Regions from separate parts of the Homo sapiens genome. Here region 1 is linked to region 2. A link is an interaction called in ENCODE POLR2A ChIA-PET data of the cell type or tissue named here. Cell type or tissue: PC-9. All regions are shown on one strand. Each heading gives the region's core, and the rest is flanking DNA. Links, peaks and the distances in the headings are about the cores only. Region 1 overlaps MND1 (meiotic nuclear divisions 1). Region 2 has its middle 52 kb from the start of TRIM2.

Region 1 (5,382 bases), core at 291-5,290, 220 kb after region 2:
GAGCCAGTAGGATTTCCTTATGGAATGGATGTAGAGTGTGAGGTCAAGAAAGGAATTGTATTAGTTTTTTATGGCTGCCATAGTAAATTAGTGCAAACTTGGTGGCTGCAAATGCAAAAATTTATTCTCACAGCTCTGGAGGCCAGAAGTTAAAAATCAGTGTTACTAGGCCAAAATCAAAGTGTTGGCACAGCTGTTGCTCCTCCAGAGGCTCTCTGGGATAATCTTCCTTGCCTCTTTCAATTTCTGTGGGCTGCCAGCATTCTTTGACTTGTTGCTGCATCACTCTAATTTCTGCCTCTTGGTCACATTGCTTTCTGCTCTGCTGTATGTGTCAAATTTCCCTTTAATAAGGATACATGTGATTGCATTTAGGATCTGTCATAGTAATCCTTGAGATCAGTAATCTCATCTCAAGATCTTGAATCCCATCTGCAAAGTCTTTGCCACATAAGGTGCCATTCACAGGTTCCAAGGATTGGGACCTCCTATCTTTGGGGGACATTATTTAACCTACCACAGCAGTTGTGGATGAATTTTTTAAAAATTCAACTAAGATAGGGAAGACTGCAAGAGGAGCAGTTTCCTAAAGGAAAATCAGAAATTCAGCTTTGACCATGTTAAGTTTGAAGTGACTGTTAGACAAAGAAGTGGAAATATCAAGTAGACAATTAAATATATGAATCTGTAGTTCAGAGACAAGTCTTTATAATTTAACCAACGGCTTCACTAATCTCACTGCAGATGGGGGAGTCCTCACTGAACCCTGACTCTCAAGTTGTTCCACATTTTCTTTGAAGTTATATATTTAGAGTGTTATTGGTTACAAGTACTAGGACATTACTCACACTAGTGGGTTTGTTTTAAGGAACTAGAAATAGGAATGGGAAAACATGTAAGAATAATAACTGGTATTTATTGAGCACTTGTGCCTGGCAGTGAACCATGGTCCTAAATATATTATCTCATTTAATCCCCACAGTATTATGAGGTTAGTATTATATTTGTTTTATAGATGAAGAAACTGAGACACAGAGAGATTAAGAGCTTGTCCAAGGTCTCACAGTAAGTGTGGAATTGGGATTCCGTCTCAGGTATTTTGACTCCAGGGTCCTCATTCTTAATCACCGCTTCTCAAAACAGGTAGCCTGTCTTTCCATTCTCCCCTTCTTACTCTCCCCGCCTCTCCCCTTGGCTGCCAGAGTTGGGTGGAATGGAAGTCTCAAAAGAGCGGTGGCTGGGCAGATATTCTAAAAGTGCTCACCTTATCTCTCTTTTTTTTCAACAGCCTTGCTGAGATATAGTTTATATACCATATAATTCACCCATTTAAAGTGTATGATGTAATAGTTTTTAATATGTTCATTGATAGATGTACAGTCATCACTACAGTCAATTTTAGAACATTTTCATTACCTCAAACAGAAACGCTCTACTCTTTAGCTATTATTCTGAATCTTCTCAGCCCACTCCTCCCACACAGATCTAGGCAACCACTAATCTACTTTCTGTCACTGTAGATTTCCCTGTTCTGGACATTCTATATGAATGGAATCATATAATATGTAGTCTTTCATGACTGACTTCTTTCCCTTGTCATAGTATTTTCAAAGTTCATCTATGTTGTAGTATGTTTCAGTACTTCATTACTTTTTATGGCCAAATAATACTCTGTTGTACACATATACCACATCTAATTTATCCATTCACAAATACACCACATCTCATGTATCCATTCATCTGTTGATGGGCATGTGAGTTTTTTCCACTTTTTGACTATTCTGAATAATGCTGCTCTAAACTTTGATGTACAAGTTTTTGTGTGGACATATGTTTTCATTTCTCTTGGGTGTATACCTAGGAGTAGAACTTCTAGGTCATATGGTAACTCTGTGTTTAATTATGTGAAGAACTGCCAGACTGTTTGCCAGAGCAACTGCGCCATTTTATAGTTCTGATAACAGTGTGTTAGGGCACTCATTTCTCCACATCCTCCCAAAACCTATTTGAATTTTTGATTCTAGCCATCCTTGTGGGTATGAAGTGGTATCTCATTGTGGTTTTGGCTTCCATTTCTCTGATGACTGGTGATGTTGAGCATCTTTTCATGTGCTTCTTGGCCATTTGTATATCTTCCTTGAATAAATTTTTATTATATTCTTTGCCCATATCTCTTCTCTTAAACGTGATGCTGTATTTTTCTTTCCTGCTAGGAAACAACGTGCATATTCATCACTCAGCAAATTTTTAAAATCTTAGTTATGAATTTAGAAACTTTATACAAGGTAATTTACTTATGGGCCTTACTGAACTTCCCTGTCTTCATGTTTTTTTGTTCTTGCTTTTATCCTTTTTGAGAATTCCCTTTTCTCTCCTCTCTATTTAGCCAAATTCTAAACATCTCTCCTCTCAGAAACCTCCTCAAGCTCTCATTGCTTAAAATATTCTTACCCTTCTCTAACCTCCTGTAATATTTTTTATCACAAGTAAAATATATTGCTTTGGCATGTACTGCTGGTTGCCTAGCTAGTCAACATTGTCCTCCTCTTCTTCACTAACAAAACACTTTGTTAAAGGATAGTGTGTCTTACTAAAAAATACTCATCTTTCCAGACTCCCTGGCAACTAATGGTGGCAATGGGAAGCAGGTCTGATAAATGAGATGTAAGTAGAAGACTAGCTTTGACTTTCCTGGGAAAGTTTTCACTTTCCTGAAAAAGGCAAAGCTTCTTTCTCCTCTTTTCTGTGATATGCATTACTGAGATAAAAAGCATAAGGATGAAAGTTCTGTTCATTCATGTCCATATCACATTCTCAAAGAATGACAGAGCCTGGAAAAAAGATCTTGGGTCTCTGGTGGCATCATGAGATACTGTACTAGCCTTATTTAATCCAGTTTTAGTTAAATATTGTTATTTGTGGCCGAATGTGTATTCTAAATGAATACTACTGTTTTGTAGCCTTTAAAAAAAAAGTGTGATTTAGATTTTGTATTAGTTATCCATTGCTATGTAACAAAAATATGTACTCCAAAACAGGGTGACTTTAAGAAATACCAAAACAGGGTGACTTTAAGAAATAGACATTACTATCTCACAGTTCTTGTGACTCGTGAATCCCAGCATGGCTTAGTTGGGTACATCTGGCTCAAGGCCTTATGTGAGGTATAGTCAAACTGTTGGCCAGGGCCATATTCTCATCTGAAGGTTTATCTGGGAGAGGATCTGCTTCCAAATCCAATCATGTGGTTATTGGATTTAGTTCCTTGCAGGGTCTTGGGCTGCAGATCTCAGTTCTATGATGGCTTTTGGCCCAAGGCCTCCCTCAGCTCCTTACCACATGGTTTTCTCCGTAGTACAGCTCACAGTATGGCAGCTGGCTTCTCTCAAAGCAAGCTCATGTGTGAGAGTCCAAGACAGAAGCAGTAGTTTTTTTGTATCTTAATCTAGGAAACAACATCCCATCACCTCAGCCACATTTTATTCCCTAGAAACAAGTCATTAAATTTAGTTTACACTCAAGAGAGGAGATTACACATGAGCATAAATACAGGCATACCTCAGATATTGCAGGTTCAGTTCCATACCACCACAATAAAGGGAATAATGCAATAAAGTGAGGACAGAAACTTTTTGGTTTCTCAGTGCACCTAAAAGTTATATTTATACTATACTGTAATCTATTAAATATGTGATAACATGTTTTTAAAAACTAATGTACATTAATTTAAAAATACTTTATTGCTAAAAAATGCTGATGAGCATCTGAGCCTTCTGTGAGTTGTAATCTTTTTGCAGGTGGAGGGTATTGCCTTGATCTTGATGGCTGCTGACTGATCAGGGTGATGGTTGCTGAAGGGTAGATGGCTATAGTCGTTTTTTAAAAATAAGACAACCGTGAAGTTTGCTCCATTGATTGATTTCACAAAAGATTTCTCTGTAGCATGTGATGCTGTTTGATAGCATTTTACCCACAACAGAACTTTGAAAATTAGAGTCAGTCCTCTCAAACCCTGCCTCTACTTTGTCAATTAAGTTTCAGGAATATTCTAAATCCTTTGTTGCCATTTCAACAATGTTCACAGCGTCTGCATGAGGAATAGATTCCATCTCAAGAAACCACTTTCTTTGCTCATCTATAAGAAGCAATTCCTAGGACCAGGCTCGGTGGCTCAGTCCTGTAATCCCAGCACTTCGGGAGGCTGAGGCAGGCGGATCACTTGAGGATAGGAGTTCAAGACCAGCCTAGCCAACATCGTGAAACCCTGTCTCTACTTAAAATACAAAGATCAGCCGGACGTGGTGGCATACGCCTGGAATCCCAGCTACTCAGGAGGCTGAGACAGGAGAATCACTTGAACCTAGGAGGCGGAGGTTGCAGTGAGCTGAGATCACACCACTGCGCTCCAGCCTGGGTAACACAGCCGGACTCCATCTCAAAAAAAGAAGCAATTTCTCATCCATTTAAGTATTACCATAAGATTGCAGCAATTCAGTCACATCTTTATTCTCTGCTTCTCCTTCTCATTCTTATTCTTGCCATTTCCACCACATCAGTTACTTCTTCCACTGCAGTCTTGAACCCCTCAAAGTCATACATGGGGGCTGGAATCAACTTCTTCCAAATTATTATTAATGTTGATGTTTTGACCTCCTCCCCTTAATCACAAATGTTCTGTTTTGTTTTGTTTTTTGAGATGGAGTCTCACTCTGTCATCCAGGCTGGAGTGCAGTGGCGCGATCCTAGCTCACTGCAACCTCCGCCTCCCGGGTTCAGGTGATTCTCTGGTCTCAGCCTCCTGAGTAGCTGAGATTATGGGCAGGCACCATCACGCCTGGCTAACTTTTGTATTTTTAGTAGAGACAGGGTTTCACGATGTTGGCCAGGCTGGCCTTGAACTTTTGACTTAAGTGATCTGCCCACCTCAGCCTCCCAAAGTGCTGGGATTACAGGCGGGAGCCACCATGCCTGGCCACAGATATTCTTAATGGCATCTAGAATGGTGAATCCTTCCCAGAAGGTTTTCAATTTACTTTGCTCAGATCCGTCAGAGGAGTCACTGTGGCAGTTATAGCCTTACTGAAAGTTTTTCTTAAATAATAAAACTTGAAAGTTGAAATTACTCCTTGATCCACAGGCTGCAGAATGGATATTGTGTTATTAGGCATGAAAACGTTAATCTCCTTGTATATCTTCCTCAGAGTTCTTGGGTGACTAGGTACATTGTCATTGGGCAGTAATATTTTGAAAGAAATCTTTTTTCTGAGCAGCAAGTCTCAACGGTTGGCTTGAAATACCCAGTAAACCATGCTGTAAATCGATATGCTGTCATCTGAGCTTTGTTATTCCACTTATAGGGCACAGGCAGAGTAGATTTAGAAT
Region 2 (5,382 bases), core at 81-5,080:
AGATTGGAATCACAACTATCTACTGTTTTGAATCTCACTTAATATTATCAGTTAATATAATATTCTGAATATAATCGTCCTGCTCTTAATTATCCTTTAGAAAGACATTTTTCAATGACTGCATTCTTAGTATCTTTTAACTGACTTCTACAATGTTCATTGTTAATTTTTGTTAAAAGTGAAGATGATCTGTTTAGAATTTTCTGTTTTCTCAAACATGAAATGTATTAGGAGATGCCTATGTAGGGATGTCTATTCTATTGCTGGGTATACATATTTCTGCTTTAGGGATCTCCATTTGCAAATAAACATGTGTGTCACATGTTTACAAAATTTGTGCTTCAAAGCAGATTCAGGATACAGCATGTGAATTTTCAAAACAGAAATTAGGCTAGGCACAGGCTCACACCTGTAATCTCAGCATTTTGGGAGGCTGAGATGGGTGGATCACTTGAGGTCAGGAGTTCGAGACAGGCCTGGCCAACATGGTGAAACTCCGACTCTTCTAAAAATACAAAAATTAGCTGGGCTTGGTGGTGAGCACCAGCTACTTGAGAAGCTGAGGCAGGAGAATGGCTTGAACCTGGGAGGCAGAGGTTGCAGTGAGCCAGAATCACACCTCTGCACTCCAGCCTGGGTGACAGAGTGAGACTCCATCTCAAAATAATAAATAAATAAACAAAATTTAAAAACAGAAATTAGATGATTTTTCTCTTTCTTTTTTTTTGAGTTGGAGTCTCGCTCTTGTCGCCAGGCTGGAGTGCAGTGGTGCGATCTTGTCTTACTGCAATCTCTGCCTCCCAGATTCAAGCGATTCCCTTGCCTCAGCCTCCCGAGTAGCTGGGACTACATGCGCATACCACCACACCTGGCTAATTTTTTTTTTTGTATTGTAGTAGAGACAGGGTTTCACCATGTTGGCCAGTATGGTCTTGATCTCCTGACCTCATGATCCGCCCGCCTCAGCCTCCCAAAGTGCTGGGATTACACGCATGATTTTTCTTAACAAAAAGGTTTTTTTGCTTTATGAAGAAATTTTCTTGTGTGTTTTATTTTGCATAAACCGTTTCCCTAGAATATGGAAATATCACTTGCTTTGTGAAAATTGGATGCATGTGAAACTTTTCAGAAATGAATTTATGACTTTTTAAAGGATGCATTTGTATGTACATATTTCAGTCTCAACCCAGAGATTAATATAATCATATTACCATAATGTGTATAGTAAAATCTCATTAATTCAAACATGCCACTGATCTTTAACTTTTAATAGCTCAAATACGGAATACATAATTGATCATAGGATAAACCAGTACGGGGCATGTGTAATTTTTTTTATATACAATCTTCTTATGCCTTAGATGCAAGCTCATTAACTTGTTTCATTTTACCTTTTAGCGCCTATTTGTGGTGTGATTAGTATGATATGTCTGTAACCAAAAGTAACAAGATAGAGGTCAGGCAGTGGCTCACACCTGTAATAGCTGTACTTGAGAAGGTCAAGGTGGGCGGATCACTTGAGGCCAGGAGCTCAAGACCAGCCTGGCCAACATGGTGAAACCCTATCGCTACTAAAAATACAAAAATTAGCCTGGCTTGGTGGCTCACGCCTGTATTCCCAGCTATTCGGGAAGCTGAGACTCGAGAATCACCTGAACCCAGGAGGCGGAGGTTGCAGTGAGCAAAGATGGCACCACTGCACTCCAGCCTGGGCAATAGAGTGAAGCTGTGTCTCAACAAACAAACAAACAACAACAAAACCAAAACAAAAGGAACCAGGTGGCATGTGAACATTTAAATGTTTAATAAATATGCATAGTCTCATCTACACTTCCTCTTTTCTCCATAGAAACCGACTGAAATCATGAGTGAAATTTCATAAGCATCATGGCCTGATGATGCAAGACTGTATTTGAAACAATTCTTGAATTTCTGTGCACGAGATCATCTATAGCCAAATATTATTCCCATGAAGTCTCACCTCTGTTTCATACATCTTTATGGGCTTCTCCTCACTCCTACCTGGAGCCAGCTAGTGCTCTGTCAGTGCAAAATAACTGTTTAAATAGTATCTTAAGGAAAATAAATAGAGAAAAGGAAATAAGCCGAAGGGAATGATGGAATTCATTCTAAAGCCAGGTATTAACTCACTGGTAGGGAAGGGCGAGCGACGCAGTCCCTCGCCTGCGATAGCCACTGACCCCACTCAGGCTCGCGCGGCCCCTCTTCCATTCCCCCAAATCACTGCCGTCTTATTCCTGCCCAACCACCCTCGTCAATCTCTTTGAATCTGTGATTTAAAACAGGCATTCATGGACATTCTTCTTAGAAGGCCTAGTGCTAAGTCGCAGTTGTCAAGGGAACCGCGTGTCTGGAGGGAGAACAGGCTCTCCGGAGTTTCCCGGGAAACCACCCCCCGCAGAGGCAGGTGCGGCTGGCTGGGCCTCGCGGGGAAGGGCTCTCTGGGCGGAGTCGGGGCACTCGGGGCCTGGGGCGTGGTCGCCGGGCTGCCGTGCGCTCGGGATCAGTCTTTTTATACATATATATATGTGTGTATATATATATATATATATATACACACATATATATATGTTATAAAATTCTAACTTCGGTGGAGTACTTTACTTTGATATTCCACTTGCAAAACAGAACCACTGATTCCTTCCTGCTTGACAAGATTGAGTCGCTATCAAGGAGCTGCCCGTGCTTTGGAAATGGTCCAAATCGACGAGGAACTGCCAAGGAGCCCCCTCAGACAGTAAGGTTCTGTTGGCCAGGGTCCTGGGGACAGACACGAGTGTTGGTGCGCGCGACTGAAACGGGAGCAGAGCAGTTGAATGAGCTTCTTACGCTTTGCATGGTGCGCAGAATATCCCACCGATACCCAGAAATCCAGTAGAAATAGGGACGAGTGTTGCTGCGAAAGAGCCTTTTGCATTTGAAATGCATGTTAGGTTAACTGGAAAGGCGCCTGCCTCTTGTTTTGTTTCAGAAATACTGTTGGGAAAAGGATCCGATTTCTGCTCGGAGTGAAGGAAGTGGTCTCTGGAGAATTCCTAGGTCAAGGCTGGCATTTGCACCTTTTCATGGTCTTTCCCTGCACAGTCACTTCAGCGGCGGCGTCGCTGGGGCTGAGGCCGGGTGACTGCGGCTAGGCATGCGGATTTAGTTCCCCGCCTGTCATCTTTGTGGCTCCTTGTGGGGGAGGGGCGGGCGGTCTGACACAGTTATTAAACCTGGCAGCTGCGCTGGCGGCACTGAGGAGCATTTTGAGTGAGCTTGCAGAAAATGAGGGGCTTTCAGCTGGTCGCCTGCTTGTCACCTCTCGCTGCCTGAAAGGCAGCTCTCAGAGCCCTTTCCTGTCCTTCTAATTACAGCGGCGGGGGCAGTGCGCGCTTCGGGACGCAATTGGAAACGTGAGTATCTGTGTCCCCCGCGCTGCTGGCAGGCGGCTAGGCGCTTAAAGCTTCCAGACCGGTGGCGGGGACGGAAAGGCAGGGATAGGAGAGGCGGGCGCGCGTGCGGCGGGGCTGCGGGAGGGCCCCGAGACGCGCGTCGCCACGCCTCGTCTGGAGGTGGTGCGCGCTGGCGAGGAGGCGACAGCCCGGAAGGCTGCAGACGGGGGCGTTGAGTGCAGGGTTGCCAGCGCCGGGCTTGGAACCGCCCTATGCTTTGGGGATCCACACACAAAGGAAATAACCTTGGCCTAGGCAGCCAGGGCAGGCAGCCCCGTCCCGCCCCCGATCTTTCCGGCCCTTTTTGAAGATGGAGAGAAGGCGCGTTTTACGGTTGGCTCGAAACGAGATGAGGCCAGTGTTCCAGCCCGTGGGGACCTTTGTGCGCTGCGCAGTGGCGGCTGCGGCCGGTCCTGCAGGGACACGGGCGTGGCGGCGTCTCAGGGAGCGGCGCGCATCGCTGAGTCCGGGCCCCGGAGGGGGCGCGTCTGGGTTTCTTTGAGATCTCAGCGCCTTTGGGATTTCAGAGCCCTGCAGGCCTCAGTCTCTCGCCGCGCCCAGAACTCGTTTCTTCCTTCTCTTCGCACAAGGGGTTTAAGAGGGCAGACATGAAGTGAAAAGACCTCAATTCCCTCCTTTCTCCCCAAAATATGAGTGTGGGGGGTGTGGTTTTTTTTCCTTACTATAGATTGCTAAAAGGAATCTTGAAGTTCAACTCAGTTTTATATTTAATTCCAGACAAGGTTTTAATTTTACAGAGCTGGCATCATGCAAGGGTGTGTGTCTCTGTCGTTTACACATTTCTTAAAGAAACTCGGCCCTTCCCTAAAGGTTCCGAGGAGCGTTTCACAGAGTCACGTGGTTTCAGAACGTCCTGTTTAATGTTTCAAGTGCATTTCTGTGTTGATTTGGCTGAGGCCCAAATATGTGATACAGAGGCAGGCGGACCTGAAGTCTAACTACTGCAGTCTCTGAGGCTCAGGTTTCTTGATGTGGTGTCTGGCCTCCACGGTCAGGGGCTGATAGCCAATGGAAGACCTCACCTTCCCCAGAGGGGCTTACCAGAGCCAGGACCCTGTGTTGGGAGTGTGAGCAATGAACAGTGAACAACTACTTAAACTTTCCAGGTCTCCGTTTCCTCATCCATATAATGGGTGTAACAGGATAATATCAGATATCCATCAAAGTAATATCTAACTCCTAGCCTAAGAGATAGGCTACGATTTCTGCGTGTCTTCCATCTCCCACCAAGCAGCTTTTCTTTTAACCTGACATTGGAGGATTGGCTTAATGAGAGCAAGTAGAAAAGACAGAAAGACTACAAAGTGGAAAAATTAAAATATAATAATCCTCAGAAAAGTAGTAATCAGTATAGCTTAGAATTTGCCTAAAAATACACTAACCAATTGCTTGTACACACATGGTGTCCATATGGACACATATGGTCTCTTTAATTTTATTTATCAGGTTATGGCCCTGGGGAAAGATTGATGTCTGTCTGCCTCAAAAATAATGCTTGACATTTGGTGCTTAAATTTGCCCCAAATTGGCCAGGCACAGTGGCTCACGCCTGTATTCCCAGCACTTTGGGAGGCCGAGGCAGGCGGATTACCTGAGGTCAGGAGTTCAAGACCAGCCTGGCCAAAATGGTGAAACTCCGTCTCTACTGAAAATACAAAAAATAGCCAGGCGTAATGGTGGGCACCTGTAATCCCAGCTACTAGAGAGGCTGAGGCAGGGGAATTGTTTGAACCCAGGAGGCAGAGGTTGCAGTGAGCCGAGATCACACCATTGCACTCCAGCCTGGGCAACAGGGTGAGACTCCGTCTCAAAAAAAAAGAAAGAAAGAAAAAATGTGTCCCAAATTTTGGTTTTCCATCTCAGAGTGGGGTTTCTCAGATTTTTGCACATGAGTTTCTTGTTAATA

Evidence for each region. ChIA-PET counts read pairs that join two places held together with the same protein. Peaks named below come from ENCODE experiments on the same cell type or tissue, not always from the same donor. Only the 100,000 strongest peaks of a DNase experiment are listed, where the experiment ranks them.
Region 1: POLR2A ChIA-PET joins it to region 2 with 5 read pairs; 3 of 35 experiments call an interaction of 5 or more read pairs at or near these places.

The regions. Positions count from the first base shown.
Region 1 is chr4:153,365,845-153,371,226 of GRCh38, forward strand. The region is part of intron 4 of MND1 (meiotic nuclear divisions 1); the gene reads left to right. Among named protein-coding and RNA genes, the nearest start is that of MND1, 24 kb to the left of the region's middle. In PC-9, for the core only: no CTCF peak of the experiment used is centred there; no DNase peak of the experiment used is centred there.
Region 2 is chr4:153,149,855-153,155,236 of GRCh38, forward strand. It overlaps a transcript of TRIM2 not described here. Among named protein-coding and RNA genes, the nearest start is that of TRIM2, 52 kb to the right of the region's middle. RefSeq lists a silencer at 3,510-3,599. In PC-9, for the core only: no CTCF peak of the experiment used is centred there; DNase peaks (open chromatin) are centred at 2,387 and 4,337; H3K4me3 peaks cover 2,092 bases.